Linked DNA regions of Homo sapiens: all the other regions are linked to region 1. A link is a contact called in ENCODE Hi-C or POLR2A ChIA-PET data. All regions are on one chromosome and are shown on one strand. The core of a region is the stretch at or near the end of the contact, and the rest is flanking DNA. Distances in the headings are between cores, read along the strand shown. Region 1 holds the start of TMEM52 (transmembrane protein 52). Region 2 overlaps PRKCZ (protein kinase C zeta). Region 3 overlaps SLC35E2B (solute carrier family 35 member E2B).

Evidence for each region. Hi-C counts contacts between places; a loop is a spot of excess contacts on that map. ChIA-PET counts read pairs that join two places held with the same protein, here RNA polymerase II (POLR2A). Pooled maps may share reads with other maps.
Region 2: a pooled map shows a loop between it and region 1 (3-fold over the local background). The contact joins the enhancer-like site here to the promoter of TMEM52 in region 1. A Hi-C loop is called at or near these places in 1 of 168 maps with a recorded cell type or tissue (naive thymus-derived CD4-positive, alpha-beta T cell) and 8 of 50 pooled maps. POLR2A ChIA-PET finds 5 or more read pairs at or near these places in 2 of 52 experiments (SK-N-SH and activated T-cell).
Region 3: a pooled map shows a loop between it and region 1 (4-fold over the local background). The contact joins the enhancer-like site here to the promoter of TMEM52 in region 1. A Hi-C loop is called at or near these places in 2 of 168 maps with a recorded cell type or tissue (PC-3 and naive thymus-derived CD4-positive, alpha-beta T cell), 6 of 37 single-sample maps with no recorded cell type and 7 of 50 pooled maps. POLR2A ChIA-PET finds 5 or more read pairs at or near these places in 7 of 52 experiments (AG04450, B cell, CD8-positive, alpha-beta memory T cell and 4 more).

The regions. Positions count from the first base shown.
Region 1 is chr1:1,917,417-1,920,743 of GRCh38, reverse strand. TMEM52 (transmembrane protein 52) reads left to right here and starts at 1,465. Exons shown (of 5, transcript NM_178545.4): 1 at 1,465-1,562; 2 at 1,656-1,699; 3 at 1,810-1,851; 4 at 2,313-2,491; 5 at 2,582-3,153. The coding sequence starts at 1,479. The coding sequence ends at 2,862. RefSeq lists enhancers at 101-693, 694-1,287, 1,347-2,148 and a silencer at 1,229-1,868.
Region 2 is chr1:2,172,884-2,176,210 of GRCh38, reverse strand. It overlaps PRKCZ (protein kinase C zeta), which reads right to left. Exons shown (of 18, transcript NM_002744.6): 14 at 2,195-2,314; 15 at 1,378-1,457; 16 at 898-987. Among named protein-coding and RNA genes, the nearest start is that of PRKCZ-AS1, 9.3 kb to the left of the region's middle. RefSeq lists an enhancer at 37-645 and a silencer at 2,199-2,365. Within about 2 kb of position 1,775, at least 7 of the 41 ENCODE cell types and tissues checked have a DNase peak (open chromatin) inside an H3K27ac peak, as active enhancers do.
Region 3 is chr1:1,676,838-1,680,164 of GRCh38, reverse strand. SLC35E2B (solute carrier family 35 member E2B) reads left to right here. Exons shown (of 10, transcript NM_001290264.2): 3 at 3,319-3,327. Among named protein-coding and RNA genes, the nearest start is that of SLC35E2B, 14 kb to the left of the region's middle. RefSeq lists an enhancer at 2,111-2,160. Within about 2 kb of position 1,269, at least 15 of the 41 ENCODE cell types and tissues checked have a DNase peak (open chromatin) inside an H3K27ac peak, as active enhancers do; they include B cell and GM12878, where a contact is called at or near this core.

The DNA of each region.
Region 1 (3,327 bases), core at 216-2,715:
ACTCCCATTCCCACTCCCGTGCTGGGCCTCCACGACCAGTGCAGTCAATGTGGCAGGAAGAAGGGCCAGGGGCTGGGGGAGCTGGGCAGGCAGGAAGGGCCCTTGAGGACCGTGGCACAGGCCTTGGGAGGTGAAAGGCAACTTCAGGCAGAGCCCAACAGTGGAAGGAGTGATGCAGTGAAGGGGCAGGTATGGGCAGAAGAGCCACGCAGAGGAGGCCCTGCCCTCCAGGGTCACTGCCCTTGTGGTAGGGGTGGGGGACACTGAGCAGCGCCCACATGTGGAACAGTTCTGAGCAAGGGGTGCATGCCCCTCCTGCAGTAAGATGGACCCTGCCCCTTGCTGTGCTGACCACCTCCCTTAGCCTGACCACCAGAGAGACGGTGTGCTGTTGGTCCCACGGGGAGCAGAGGGCACCAAGAGCCTAACAGGGCCCCTGGCCTGGTGGCAGAGGGATAAGGGTCTGGGGTCCCCCTGGAAGAAATGGCCCCAGGCCTGCCCCTGCACAGGGAGCAGCAGACATTGCAGGCTGAGGGAAGGGCACTGGGCTCCCTGTGGCCCTCGGGAATGGAGGTCACATTCCCCAGGTGGGGCATGGCCCCCAAGGCCAAGTGCTTTGGGAAAGTGGTCTGCACCCAGCGCCTCAACAGCCCAGAGCCAGGGCCAGGCTCCAGCCCCCTGGGCCAGCCCCCAGACAGCGCCTGCAGCGCAGGTCCACAATCAAGTGTCCAAACACCAAGTTCGGGATGCCCAGCATCTTGGTGGCGTTACCCTACAGTCCACCTGGAGCCCGCCTGCGAGACTGGACCCGAGGGACCACACCCAAGGCAGCCACGACTTTCCAGGCCAGCTCCCGAGGGTCCCCGGGCCACGCCCAGACCAGCAGCAGAGCAGGCCACGCTCGGCCGAGGTTAAGGCGCCGTGCCCGGGCTGAGGACGAGACCCACCGTCGCCTCACGAGTCTGGGCCAGGTGGAGCTGCGGGGTAGGGCTTGTGGCGGACAAGCCCTCTGAACACGTTGGGCGTGGCCCAGTGGGAGGGGATTGCGCTGAGCGGGGTATGGTGGGCGAGGCTTACGTTGGGCATGGGGCCAGTGGGCGGGGTTTGCATTGAGTGGAGGCCCAGCGAATGGGGGCGTCTCGTGGGCGAGGGCTCCTGTGGGCGGGGCCTGCGGCGAACAAGGCTTGCACTGGGCGGGGCCCAGTGGGCGGGGTTTATGCTGCGTGAGGCGTCCTGTGGGCGAGGCCTGCGACGAACGCGGTTTGCTCTGGGCGGTGCCCGGAGGGCGGGGTTTACCCTGCGTGGGGCGTCCAGTAGGCGTGTGCGCCTGTGGGCGGGGCCTGCGGCCAGCGGGGCCCGGTGGGCGGGGTTTACTCTGAGCGGGCGTTCTGTGGGCGTGTCATGTGGTGGGTGTGTCCTGTGGTGGGCGGGGCCCCATAAAGCCGCGCCGCCGGGCTTTGCTCCAACCTCCTCAGAGCATGGCCCGGGGGCCGCTGGCCGCCCGCGGACTGCGGCTGCTGCTGCCGCTCCTGCCGCTCCTGCCGCTCCTGCCGCTGCCGCAGGTGGGTCGGGCGGCGTTCTCTCTCGGTTCGGCCACCGCGGGGCGGGTCCCTGCTCGGACCACGCCCCTCCCGGGCTCACCCTTGTCCCCACAGGTGGCGCTGGGCTTCGCGGACGGCAGCTGCGACCCCTCGGACCAGTAAGTCGGGGGGGAGGGAGCCGGGGCCTGGCCCCGCCCTATGGGGAGGCACGGGTGGCGAGGTCGGCCGTCCCATGCCCCGCCTGCTCCAGGTGCCGCCGTCCCCACAGGTGCCCGCCCCAGGCCCGCTGGAGCAGCCTGTGGCACGTGGGGTAAGTGGAGGCCGCGGCGGAGCCGTGCGTCCGACGGTTCTGGGGCGGGGGTCACCGGGGCCAGGCCCGCCAGGCCCTTACCTCACCAGGCCGCCTCCGCTGTCGCCCAGTCCCGGCCGCTGGCGGGAACTGACCTGGAGCAAGCAGGACCTTCCCTCCCACCTCTCCCGCCTGGCCTCCGCGGGAGTCCCCTACGATCCCGCTCAGCAGTGGGGCACTCGCTGAGGACAGCGAGTCCTGGGAGTGAGCCCAAGGCCACCCCTGGCCAGCCCAGGAGAGATAGCCAGGGCAGGCCCAGCAGCCCGAGGCCAGGCTCTGGCCACGGCGGTCTCCGACATGGAGAGACATTGTCTGCTTTTTATCCTGTTAACCTGTCTTCGGTGGTTGTGCCACGACATTCCCCAGGGTGCAGGTGCCCGGTGGCCGAGGGTCAGTCCAGTGGTAGAGCCTTGCTCTCCTAGGCTCATCCTGCTGGCGGTCCTCCTGCTTCTGCTGTGTGGTGTCACAGCTGGTTGTGTCCGGTTCTGCTGCCTCCGGAAGCAGGCACAGGCCCAGCCACATCTGCCACCAGCACGGCAGCCCTGCGACGTGGCAGTCATCCCTATGGACAGTGACAGCCCTGTACACAGCACTGTGACCTGTGAGTGCCTAGGGGCCCGCCAGTTGAGGGTGGAGATGGCGGGGGTAAATGCCAAGCCCGCCTCCACGAACCCACTCTGGTTCCCTGCAGCCTACAGCTCCGTGCAGTACCCACTGGGCATGCGGTTGCCCCTGCCCTTTGGGGAGCTGGACCTGGACTCCATGGCTCCTCCTGCCTACAGCCTGTACACCCCGGAGCCTCCACCCTCCTACGATGAAGCTGTCAAGATGGCCAAGCCCAGAGAGGAAGGACCAGCACTCTCCCAGAAACCCAGCCCTCTCCTTGGGGCCTCGGGCCTAGAGACCACTCCAGTGCCCCAGGAGTCGGGCCCCAATACTCAACTACCACCTTGTAGCCCTGGTGCCCCTTGAAGGAGGTAGGAGAACGGACCAGAGCTTGGAGAACTAATGCTTGGAGCCAAGGGCCCCAGCCCACCCCACCGTCCCACACATTGCTGTGGCCCCAACCTCGGTGCCATGTTACACCGGCCCCTGGCGTCACCCACTAGGCAGGCTGCTGCTTTCAGCCTCAGCCCCTGGCCCAGCCCCAGCAGGCCCTCAGCCTGGAAGAGGCCCCTTGGGCCTAAGCCTCGGGTGGGAGCTCAGGGCCACCTGTGACGTCTGCATCTTCTTGGAGAGAGAATAAAGTTTGTATTTAAGTGGTCTCTGCCTATGTGGGAAGGACTCTGGGACTCCAGGGCTCTGGGAGGAACCCTTGGGCAGCCAACCCCCAGTGCAAGCAGGAAGGGCGAGCGTGTGGTCCCCGGCCTGTACCCAGTCCAGGTTTCAGGCTGGCATTCCTAGCCCTGAGCTGGGCAATGGGTGGTGTCAGGTGTC
Region 2 (3,327 bases), core at 526-3,025, 260 kb before region 1:
TCACCGCCCCTCATCACAGGAGAGTACTGACCTCATACGGCCAGCTGGGGAACGGTCAAAACTCAAAGTAGTTTCTACCGAATGCACCCTGCTCACACACCACCGAAATCAGATTCCTAAATCGAGCCAGTGTACGTCGCACCCTGTCCACAGACTCACTCTCCTTCAATACCCGACGCTAAAGCTCAAGCCGTGAACGCTGCGACTGCTGGTCCTGTCCAGTAACTGCTGATAAAACCGGCCATGAAACCAAAGCAAACGCCCTTCTCTAGGCCGGCCCCCACTATCAGATCCCTGTGGAACCAACAGCCAATGTGCTCACAGGTCAGGACGCATGTGCCGCTAGCTCCTGGCGGCACCAAGCCAGCACAGTCGAGGGTTGCCAGGAAGCGCCATGGGCCGAGCTCGTCCGGCCCCTCACTCTCCTGGCTCCGGAGGACGAAATGTGTCTCCCCATCCCTCCTCGGGGCCCTGGAGGGTGGTCCCCCATTCCCAGCTGACCCTTCTGGGAGACAGGAGCCTTGGCTCCACGCAAGTGGGGCCATGTCAAAGACCAGCCCGGCGGTGCGCGAGCTCACACAGCCCACCCGGCCCACACAGCCCCGGCTCTGTCCACCAGATTATAGGGGTTGGAGGGGTTGGGGGTGTAGGGGTTGGAGTGGGGTTGGGTGGATATTGGGGTGGGGGTTGAGTTGGGGGTTGGGGTGGGAGTTGGGCTGGGGGTTGGGTTGGTGGTGGGGTGAGGGTTGGATGAATTTGGGGTTGGGATGGATATTGGGGTTCGGATGGGGTGGGGTGGGGGTTGGGTGAATATTGGGGTTGGGGTTGGGATGGGGGTTGGGTAGATTTGGGGTTGGGATGGGGATGGGGGTGCAAATAGGCTTTGTGATGCTTTACCAAGTCCCAGTCTATGCTGCGGAAGAACGCGTGGGACTTGATGTCAGAAAATCCAGTCTGTGGCCGGCAGCCGAGCCTCTCTTTGGGGTCCTGGAGGTCAGAGTTCAAACAAGGACAAGTCAGCCCCATCCCGGAAGCCCCATGACCCCCTCTCCTTGGTGGCCACTCCCAGTGCTGACAAGCCCTCCCCCGATGCTCTGACCCAGGTGGTGGAAATCAGATGTTTCCTTTATTGAAAGTTCCTTCCCCGTACGTTAAGCTCCGTTCCATTTTCCTTGGGCACACATTCTCATTTTGTTAGGTGTGAGTAAAAACGGACGATTCACAGAACACAGAGCTCAAATACTGAAGCGGAAAATCAACCCACACACCCGATACACAGCAGCCGACATGAAAAAATGGCCAACAGCCGTGCCTGGCCCTCTGCCCACCAACACCGAGGCCACAAACGAGATTTTGTCAGCATGGCCAGAAACGTACCTTATTTAAAAATCCTTTTAAAACATGGGAGGCTTTGACGGACAGGAACCGGGGGATCCGGATGGGCTTCTCCAGGATCACTGCAAGGGCGGAGCCTGGTGAGGACTTGCCTGTGTTGTGTGCCATTTGCCCAGTGCCGCCCAGACTCTGACTCTGAGCAAGAGCTTTGGGAGCTCAGCCTTGGGGCCCCGGAGCCCCTCCCTTCCTACAGCCCAGCAATATCTATAACCCGGAGTCCCGCCGGGTCCTCCCTGGGCCTCCTGGTTACATGCGCTGGCACGTGTCGTAGGATCGGACGTGAACCAGCAGCTCCCCTTCCTCAGCCCCAAGATCGCAGGTACACGGGTGCCTCTGCAGGCTGGCCACCAGAGGGCACCGCGGAGACAGCCGCGTTCCCAGATCCCACATCCCCACAGCACTGAATTCCAGACCAGGAGCAGGTCCCGGGGCCTCCAGGTGGGAAGGAGCCCATGATGGTGGCTGTGGGTTTTGGGGGTGGGGGCTGTGCTTTCAGCTCGGTACAGCCTCGGTCAAGGACATGCTGGGGCTCCAGCATGTGCTGCTGGCCAGGGCAGGAGGGAGTTGGAGCTGAATGGGGACAGGTTCTCTTTCCTGCTGACCCACAGGTGTGGTAACCCCACCCCACGGCCCGGGGAGTGGCATGTGACACAGGGTCTGGCCAGGAGGAATGGTTCCCGGTACGCTTTGCATGGCACTGCCGCTCCAGGCACCCGCGGGACCCCTCCACCTGCACCTTTGAAAAGGAAGGAAGACAGTCGTGCAGGTGAGGGGTACGAACGCACAGCGGGGCACGCACCTTGGAAAAGGTAGTCCTCTGTGTTCATGTCCGGGTTGTCGGTGATGATGTCGAACGGGGAGCGCCCGGCCATCATCTCAAACATGAGGACTCCCAGCGCCCACCAGTCCACGCTGAACCCTGGGGGAGAGCACACAGCCATCACCGAGTGGGGCCACATGGGCCGGCAGCAGGACGAACCTGGCTGGCGTTGGTTTTCATGCCCAGTTGACACGAGTGTGAGCCAGGCTTGAGCAGGCGGCACACAGGCCTCTGTGACTTCCACTTCCCAAACAGAACCAGCACCTCCACCTGGCAGCTCGGCCTCCCTGCCACCGTCCCTGACACTACGGAGGTCTCCCAGGCTGCCTCTGGGCTGTCGGTCCTGCCAGGGCACCTGTGACCACACCGGCACGAGGCACTGGTGGAACCTGCGGACGACCCTCCTCTCTCGTTTCTGCTTCTACAGAACTAAGCTTGAAGAAGCCCTTTCGCTGCAGTAACGGAAATACTCTCCTGTGTTTCCTTCTACAGCCATTTTGTTTTTTAAAAAGGTTCAAGTAGTCAACCTGTTGGGAATGTGTTCCAGCGAATGAGGGGTGGGAGACCCTGACCCGTTTTGCCCAAGGACAGCAGCTGTCTCTGCGTCCCCGGAAGTCCCCCTGGTCCCTGCTGAGGTGAGACGCTGCCGCTGTCCCACACGGAATCCCCATCCCAAGCTGGGTTCTAGACTATATTCCAGTCCTCCAATCTGCTGTCTGTCCTTCTCTGGCTACTGAGACTTCCATTGTGGCCGCTGGGGAGCCCAGTTATCCCAGCGGCGAGTGACCTGCCCGCCCTGCCTGCCCCACACCCATTCTGATGGCAAAAAAAATGTGTAAAAATGTCTGAAGGCACACCATGCATGCCTCATTGAAAACACCAGGATGCAGAAGTGGGTGGAGTGTGTACAAACACAGTATGCATGTGCACACAACACACATGGATGCCCGACACACGAACACTCAGCCCAACGGCACACACGCACACAGGGCTGCACACGCGTGCCCACGTCCCCGTTTCACACACGCACACACGGCTGCACACGCGTGCCCACATCCCCGTTTCACACACGCACACACGGCTGCACACGCGTGCCCACGTCCCCGTTTCAC
Region 3 (3,327 bases), core at 20-2,519, 240 kb after region 1:
CATGCCCGGCTACATTAAAAAAAAATTTTTTTTTTTTGAGACGGAGTTTCACTCTTGTTGCCCAGGCTGGAGTACAACGGTGTGATCTCGGCTCACCGCAACCTCCGCCTCCCGGGTTCAAGCGATTCTCCTGCCTCAGCCTCCTGAGTAGCTGGGATTACAGGCATCCACTACGCCCGGCTAATTTTGTATTTTTAGTAGAGACGGGGTTTCTCCACGTTGGTCAGGCTGGTCTTGAACTCCTGACCTCATGATCCACCCTCCTCGGCCTCCCAAAGTGCTGGGATTACAGGTGTGAGCCATCGCGCCCAGCATTTTTTTTTTTTTTTTTTTTGACGGGAGTCTCGCTCTGTTGCTCAGGCTGGGGTGCAATGGCGCGATCTCAGCTCACTGCAAGCTCTGCCTTCCAGGTTCAAGTGATTCTCCTGCCTCAGCCTCCCGAGTAGCTGGGATTACAGGTGCCAGCCACCACACCCGGCTGATTTTTTTTTTGTACTTTTAGTAGAGACGGGGTTTTGCTGTGTTTGCCAGGCTGGTCATGAACTCCTGAGCTCAGGTGATCCGCCCACCTTGGCCTCCCAAAGTGCTGGGATTCCAGGTGTGAGCCACGGCGCCTGGCCCAGAACCTTAAGTTCTTGATGTACAGAGAACGGCAGCGTCAGTGAAGTGTGATTTCTGTTTTTTTGTTTCCACTAATTGTGAGCAAACATTAGGGTGGGGACTGGGCTGCTTGTGTGGGTCCCACAGGCTTCTTGGAGCACAGTGTCAGCAGAGAAGGGGAATGGGGGTCCTCATTGCGGGGAGCAGTTTTGCCTGGGATGCTGTGAGTTTCTCAGAGGGAAGCTAAGTGGACAGACTGTTCTGGCAAGAGGGAGATGCTTGCCTTTTGAATTCCAGGTTTGCCTCGACGTCAGGTGGGACGTGACTGGCGTCGTCTGCACACGCCCGAGCCCACGTGCTGTTCCTTGCTCCTGGAGGGGTTTCTTGAGCGTGGCCTCCTTGCCATGTAAATGAATTTGGTTTTAGAAACTCGCTGGTGGTGGCAGAGCCTGTGTAGCGGGTGCTGTGACAGCGTCCCCAGCCAGGGGGCAGCCTTCGAGGTGGGAGGGAGAGGTCAAGGGCCGTGAGGCCTAGTGAGGTGGGGAGTGAGATCCACGCCTGCCATGAGCTCCACCCCTGCCTTGCGGAGCCCTGTCGCGAGTGCTCTGTCCTTTTGCTCTGCCGCACCCTTTGTTGTTGGATTTTCACCTCAGGAAAGCCAGGTAGCTGCTCCACCCCCAGCCAGGGCCCATCAGTCCGGGAAACTGGCACAAAGTCTCCTAGCTCCCTGGCTCAGGGCCCAGCCAGTCCTAGCTCCAGGGAGGCTGCAGCCCATGGAGGTTTAGCTCCCAGCTTGTTGTCACCCCAGGCTAAGCAGTGGGACTGTGCTGCTGAACAGGAAGAAGGGAATGGTGTCTTTGTGGAGATCTGGCACTGTCAGTGGCCCGAGGAGTGGATGAGTCCTTTGTTATTCCGAGGCTGTGGGAACTGGTGGAGGGGTCGGCCTTCTCCTCACTGAGGCCTGGGGTGCCCTTGGAGGCAGCTGTCCTGGTGCACCGAGGGGTCAGGGCACACATGGGTGGCCTGGGAGCGTCTGGGTGGCACTGAGCTGGCGGTGTGATGGGCAGACGGGGAGACCTGGGTGCACAGACACACACAGCAGGGGGAGGGGAGGAGAGAGAGGAAGGCTGCAGAGGCCCTGGCATTGCCGCCACTGGGGAGAGGGCAGAAGCGCCTGTTCCCGGGTATGGGGAGGCCAAGTTTCAGGCACCTCTGAGCACTGCTGGGCAGGTGAGCTGGGGGAGAGGCCGGCCTGAGCACCCAGGCGAGGTCTTCATGGGGGAGGGGGTGGCGTGCGTCCCTCAGTGTGAACACAGAATATTTATGTATACATATGGCACGCACGCAAGTGCATAAACATAAACACAGAAGGAGGTCACGAATGAGGTGGGAACCCCAGTTTCCCGGGGGAGAAGTGAGACGAGGAGGGGTACTGGGTCGGGCAGCACGGCCGGCACCACACGCTCCCAGAGCGCCTTGGTGAGACAGGATGGGCGCCCCTTCAGATGCACAGCCTCCCCCGAAGCAGGAAGAGAAACCCAGGTGTGAGAAACAGGAAATCGGGCTGCCTGAGCGCTGGGATTGAGACCTGGGGGAGGTGGGGTCTCGGTGCTGCGGAGTCACAGTGGCGTCTGTGCAAAGCCCCAGCTGGGGGGATGATTCCCACTGGACCTCAGGAGGAAACGGCTGTTCTGACCTTCCTGGAGCTCGTGGGAAGGGAGGGGGTGTCTCGCCCCGAAGCCACAGTCGCCTGAGCGTGAAGCGGGTGTAAGTGTGGTTTTATACCACGGAGTCTGTCTAGAAAGTAGCATGGAACTTTAGGAGGCCGAGGTGGGCGGTTCACGAGGTCAGGAGATCGAGACCATCCTGGCTAACACGGTGAAAACCCGTCTCTACTAAAAAAAAAAAAATTACAAAAAATTAGCCGGACGTGGTGGCGGACGCCTGTCGTCCCAGCTACTCGGGAGCCTGAGGCAGGAGAATGGCGAGAACCCGGGAGGCGGAGCTTGCAGTGAGCCCAGATCACGCCTCTGCACTTCAGCCTGGGCGACAGAGCAATACTCCGTCTCAAAAAAAAAAAAAAAAAGGAAAAAGAAAGTAGCATGGAATTAGTCCTGGGCACCCGACAGCGGCAGCCACAAAGCCCATCGAGAAGGTGCAGCTGCCAGGCAGGGCGTGAAGGACCCACAGCCCCAGGTCTGCCAGGACGACAGTCAAGTGTGCCAGGAGACCGTCTCTCAAGAGCAAGGATCCGCCAACACGCGCAGAGAAAAACGGGATTCAATTGCTAAAAATCTTTGGACAGTGAACGATTGCATTTTCTTTTTTTCTTTTCTTGAGACAGAGTCTCACTCTGTCACTGAGGCTGGAGTGCAGTGGTATCATGTCGGCTCACTGCAACCTCCGTCTCCTGGGTTCAAGCAATTCTTCTGCCTCAGCCTCCCGAGTAGCTGGGATTACAGGCGCCGGCCACCATGCCCTGCTAGTTTTTATATTTTTAGTAGAGACGGGGTTTCGTCATGTTGGCCAGGGTGGTCTCGAACTCCTGACCTAAGGTGATCCACCTGCCTCGGCCTCCCAAAGTGCTGGGATTACAGGTGTGAGCCACCGTGCCCGGCCCAATTGCATTTTCAAAGTGATTTTAAATTGGTGGTTGAAACCTTTGAGGACATTAAATGTTCAAAACGGGTGATGTGTTTCCTTTTCTTAATATTTTAGCGTCTGCTT